Linked DNA regions of Homo sapiens: region 1 is linked to region 2. Evidence: read pairs that join two places in POLR2A ChIA-PET (ENCODE). Cell type or tissue: OCI-LY7. All regions are shown on one strand. Links, peaks and the distances in the headings refer to the core of each region. The heading gives the core; the rest is flanking DNA. Region 1 has its middle 30 kb from the start of CITED2. Region 2 overlaps TXLNB (taxilin beta).

The links. ChIA-PET counts read pairs that join two places held together with the same protein. Peaks named below come from ENCODE experiments on the same cell type or tissue, not always from the same donor. Only the 100,000 strongest peaks of a DNase experiment are listed, where the experiment ranks them.
Region 1: POLR2A ChIA-PET joins it to region 2 with 6 read pairs; 3 of 35 experiments call an interaction of 5 or more read pairs at or near these places.

What each region holds. Positions count from the first base shown.
Region 1 is chr6:139,343,553-139,346,474 of GRCh38, forward strand. No RefSeq gene overlaps it. Among named protein-coding and RNA genes, the nearest start is that of CITED2, 30 kb to the right of the region's middle. In OCI-LY7, for the core only: no CTCF peak of the experiment used is centred there; no DNase peak of the experiment used is centred there.
Region 2 is chr6:139,261,620-139,264,541 of GRCh38, forward strand. TXLNB (taxilin beta) reads right to left here. Exons shown (of 10, transcript NM_153235.4): 5 at 960-1,154. Among named protein-coding and RNA genes, the nearest start is that of TXLNB, 29 kb to the right of the region's middle. RefSeq lists an enhancer at 589-1,788. In OCI-LY7, for the core only: no CTCF peak of the experiment used is centred there; a DNase peak (open chromatin) is centred at 1,322; H3K4me3 peaks cover 2,127 bases; H3K27ac peaks cover 2,233 bases.

The DNA of each region.
Region 1 (2,922 bases), core at 272-2,771, 82 kb after region 2:
TTGCTGTCTCCACAGGGAAGGCTTATGGGCTGGGGCAGTTTTGAGTTTTAAGTGCAGATTGCCTGGAACTTAGCTAGCTGATGCTAGTGTAACACTGCAAGTATGAGAGACCTGCCTTTCTTTTTTCTTTTCTTTTTTCTTTTTTTTTTTTTTGAGACGGGGTCTCACTCTTTCTCCCAGGATGGAGTGCAGTGGAGTGATCTTGGCTTACTATAACCTCCGCCTCCTGGGATCAAGCAATTCTCCTGCTTTAGCCTCCCAGGTACCTGGGATTACAGGCATGTGCCATCATGCCCGGCTAAGTTTTGTATTTTTTGTAGAGATGGGGTTTCACCATGTTGGCCAGGATGGTCTCAATCTCCTGACCTCGTGATCTGCCTGCCTCGGCCTCCCAAAGTGTTGAGATTACAGGCATGAGCACCGCGCCTGGCCTGCGACCTGCCACCTGCCTTTCTAAGCGTGTGGGAGCTGGGTAGGCTTACTGTTGCCTGCTATTCCCCACTCCCTGTGAAACTCTTCTGTGCAACACAGGCAGCTGCACTGCTTCCTGGAATATTACCGGAGCAGCCGGAGAACTGGCCCCCAGCTCCTACTGGGGTTATTTGCCCTGCATGTGGAGAGCCAGAGCATGGACCTGCCTGACCCAGCCCCCACCTGGCTTTGCTCCACCACTTGCCCTGGTAGCTTAACACAAGGGACAGAAACTTTTGGGAGCTCTATGGACCCACCCATTGCCTGAGATTCTAGAATACCTCCCCTGAGTTACATAAGGCAAGCACAAATCCCACCACTACTACCACAGCTGACACTCTTTTGCAAGCACCACCTCCTGGCTGGAGGCCAACTGACACAGTCCATTACAGCATTCTCAGGTAGAATAACACAGAGCCCAGGAAGGAGAAAACTTGTGTGTGACCTCAGCTATCACCATTGCATGCAGCACCCTGGCTAACCAGGAGGTTCTGAGTCCGTCCACGTGACCAGTCTATAGCTCTACCCCAACAGTCAGGCAGCCCTAGCACTTGTGAAGGGTCTTGGAGAAGCGAACTTCTTTTCCCCCTAGTCCATCACTGCAGGCACATCTGGGACTTCTCCTATGGGAGCTTAGCATGGGTGCACCTATAGACAGCCTTTCTAGAAAACTTCAGGGTGACTGCATCACTCCAGGAAGGGCACCCTCCAGGTTCAGGCTTGCATAAGTGGTAGAGTTACAATCCCTCTCTACTTAGAACATCAACATTCCTGCAGATGAAAAGAGGTGCCTGCCTGATTTGAATAACTGAAACACTGGGTCAGGAGTGTGATTGGGAGGTGAAGGGCTTTCCTGCTTGCCTTGCAGTGGAGCTGAGGCAGCTCCCACTCTTCCCCCTGAAAAGACCTCAGTGCATTTCGCTGAGAGCTACCCCAGCCACCTCTGCCAAGGCTGAGACCTCTGCCCACCATTGGGTATTGCACTTACCTACCTGCTTTAGTCATGACCAGTTTCTACCCAGAGACACCTCCTCTACTGGCCTGAAGCCTGAACTATTCAACCCAATAAATAAAATACTGGAGGAAAAAATAAATGAATAAAAAAGTGCACACCATGGGGGAATGAGAAACCTCAAGAGACCTCTGCCATTCCAACCTCATAGGGGACACTGAACTTGCTCACACAACAAGCACATTGCTACCATAGCCAGCATCTGAGAAAGCCATCATACAGAGAGACTCTCTGTAACCAAGGAACAGAATCTTCATCCCTAAAGCACCAAGAGCCACATTAGGCTACAGTAAATTATAAACATTAAAGTCACATTGCTAATGGGGGGAAAAGAAATTTTAAAAAAGAGTAATATCAAAAATAAATTCAAGAATAATTACAAGAAATAGTCTACCCAAATGAGAAGAAACCAGAAAAATAATTCTGGCAATACAACAAAACAACATTCTATAACACCACCCCCTACCAAAAAATCACACGAGCTCTCCAGCAATGGATCTATACAAAGATAAACTCTTTAAATACCAGATAAAGAATTCAAAAAGTTGACTATTAAGCTACTCAAGGAGATACAAGAGAAAGGTGAAAACCAACATAAAGAAATTTTTAAAAATTCAGGATATGACTTAAAAAATTTCTAAATAGATATTTTAAAGAAAAACCAATTAGAACCCTTGGAAATGAAAGACACATTTGGGGAATTATAGAATGTAGTGGAAAGCTTAAAAATAGACTAGACCAAGTAGAAGAAAGAATTTCAGGCCAGGCACGGTGGTGGCTCATGCCTGCAATCCCAGCACTTTGGGAGACCGAGGCAGGTGGATCACAAGGTTAGGAGATTGAGACCATCCTGGATAACATGGTGAAACTCTGTCTCAACTAAAAATACAAAAAATTAGCCGGGTGTGGTGGTGTGTGCCTATAGTCCCAGCTACTTGGGAGGCTGAGGCAGGAGAATCGCTTGAACCCGGGAGGCGGAAGTTGCAGTGAGCCAAGATTGCACCACTACACTCCAGCCTGGGTGACAGAGTGAGACTCCATCTCAAAAAAAAAAAAAAAAAAAAAGGAAGAATTTCAGAGCTTCAAGATAAAGTTTCCGAATTAACCCAATCAGACAAAAATAAAGGAAAAAAAATCAAAAGAAATTATCAAAGTCTCTAAGAAATATGGCATTATGTAAAATGGCCAAACCTAAGAATAAGTGGTGTTCCTGAGGGAGAAGAGAAGGCAAAAAGTTTGAAAAACTTCTTTGAGAGAATAATTGAGAAAAACTTCCTTGGCCTTGCTAGAAATTTAGATATCTAAATACAAGAAGCTCAAAGAACTCCTGGGAGATCAATTGGAAAAAGGACATCACCAAGGCCTATAGTCATCAGGCTATCCAAAGTCAATGTGAAAGAAAGAATTCTAAGAGCAGTGAGAAAAAAGCCTCAGGTAAC
Region 2 (2,922 bases), core at 209-2,708:
CTAATATAACCTATTCAAAGTAAAAGGCTTTTGCCTCTTGTGACTGTGGGTAAGTGGTTTAATCTCTTAGCTTCTGCTTCTCATCTATAAGATATGGATAATATATTATTATCTAATGCATAAGATTGTTGAGACAATTAAATGCCATATGGTATGTAAAGTACAGCACTTAGCACATTGCCTGATACAAACTAACCACTGAATAAATGATATCATTATTATTACAATGATTACATTATTAATACTATTATTGGCCTGGTAGGGTACATAGAATACAGACTCTTTTTTTTTTTTTTTTTTTTGAGACGGAGTCTCACACTGTCGCCTGGGCTGGAGTGCAGTGGCGTGATCTCAGCTCACTGCAACCTCCACCTCCTGGGTTCAAGAGATTCTCCTGCCTCAGCCTCTCGAGTAGCTGGGATTACAGGCGCCCACCACCACGCCTGGCTAATTTTTTTTTGTATTTGTAGTAGAGACGGGATTTCACTATGTTGGCCAGGCTGCTCTCGAACTCCTGACCTCTTAATCCACCTGCCTTGGCCTCCCAAAGTGCTGGGATTACAGGCGTGAGCCACCGCGCCTGGCCAGAATACAGACTCTTAATTTAGATGACATGGCAATTCTTAAGAGGGAGTGCGTGAGTTATTTTTGGCTATAGAGAGAGGATTTTTAAAAGGCTGAGAAATATTATTTTCAAGGAAAACTGTGCCCACAGCCTATCACTTTCTATTTATTGCCTTTACTTTGTAGTGATGCCAGTTTTGAAGAAATCCCATATGACTTTCAGTCAGGTATTTTGTAAGACCATCTGTCTTCATTTTGGCTCGTCAAGGAAATCCAATCCTAAATATTAATCAGTTGAGAGGGCTGGCTGTAACTGTCTTATTAACCAAGTTCCCACCTTTAGCTCCCAGATCCGGATCTATGTACTGTTCTAAGTTGTTTGATGTGGTTCTCACCTCCTCTCTGAGCTCATACTGATCGATGATGCTTTTCAGCTTTTCTGCAAGCTCTGTGTTCTCCTGACAGAGCTTCATATTTCGCTCACTCTGCTGCTCGATCTGGCCCTGGATGTCCGTGAGGGTACTCTGGAAATGGCTTGTGATTTCCTTCCTTTTCTCTTCTTCCTCACGTGCCCGCTGAAGCGCCTCTTCCTGCGGATAAAAAGCAAAACATTTTGTTTAAATGCACCCCGGGTTTATAGAACTCAGCATTAGGTCACCTAAAGGAGATAAGTGTGCAGAGTAGGTGGGATGTTTTTTCTCAGTTCTCTAGAGCTAAAGCTGCTCAGCCCCAAAATAAATGTATGAGTAAAGGTTTCAGCTGTGAGTACATAGTTACTCAGAACAGGTGCTGTGAAGGCCTTGAATTTGTAGTCAGTGATGAATAGACTTGTTTTAAAGATGATGCGTCTCTTGCTGAGTGAATGAACTGCAGCGATTTCTAACAAACACACAGTCACACGATTTTGATCTCTTGGCTGTGGCCTGAAAAAAAGGCCACTTGAGTTTACTGATGGATGAGACAGATCATGTGTTTCTCTGGTTTGGTAAAGGGAGAACAATAGATCTTATATTTCCCTGTAAAAACCATGGCATATTAACCACATAATTATATTACCAAGTTTTGTAAATATAAGTGATCACAATAAAAATTTTCTATTTGTGAGAAAAAACTTTCATCAAAAAGCTTTAAAAAAGGAAACTAAGACAGCATAGCTCAATTACAGCCATTCAAGAATATAAAAGGGAATCTTTCCAAACATGCTGGATATTATTTTGTTTTTGAAAGAACAATCATTAAATGTGTCACATAGGGTAATTAAAATGTTCAATGTAAATTTTGAATCTGAAAGCAATATTAAGTTTCAAATCTTCTTTAACTCTAAAGTGAAACATCTAATTTTCCTTCTTCCGCTTTGTTAACATTGAAGAATTGCAAATTAACTTTTATATCATTTCTGTTCTCTTTTCTCCTAAATCAAAACTCTCCATTCATTGCTAGCCACTAACAATGAGCTCCAATTTCCTCCATATCTATATTGAGAATTGCTTTGCGATTGTTATTCTTTTTGAATAAAAGGGTTTAATTTTGCTACATCCTACCAAAGATAGAGACATTTACGTGGCTGACAAATGATACAGACATTTTAGGATTCCTTTCAGTTCTGATTAATTGTTAATATGAAAGCTTGCTTCGTTGTTGGCAAGTAAAATTATACTGAATTTGATTGCCTACCAAGTTCAAATTATGTAACAGGATTTTTTAAAAGAAATAATAATTTTTAACAGAAGTAATTGTACAGACCTTTATCATAACAGAATAATGTGATCCAAATAAAAACTGATGCTGAGAATATATGCTCTGAAAATATTTTATCATTAGGTTTCTTCTTTCCTCTATAATAACAACACATTTCCCAACTCTAATGTGACTCCTGATGTCAGAATCATAATTTATTCATGTTATAAACCTTTATTAAGCAACAACTTCTCAGGGGTATTGAAGATATCTGTACTTCTTAAACTGAAGAAATAAACTATCCGAGATGTTATTTCCCTGAACTTTGTATACTAACACTTACTATATGTGTTTCGCTAAAAATAATTATGGTTACCAGTTAGGAGCAACTAAATATATGTGTGATTATGATTGTTTCCTCACTGGTCCTGATTAGCTTAGAAGTCAGCAAGTTTGGAATCAGAACTACAGACCATGATTTGAATACCGTTTGTATTTATAAATATTCCATGAATGAATAAATGAAACACCCCATGCAAGTCTGAGTTGTTGTTTTTTTTTTAATTGGGAACTGGCTATAGAAAGAAGGTACAGATGATAGGATGGCACTAAATAAATGTCAAACAAACAATCATAACCGCCAATCCTGGCCCAAAAGATGTAATCTTGCATATATATATA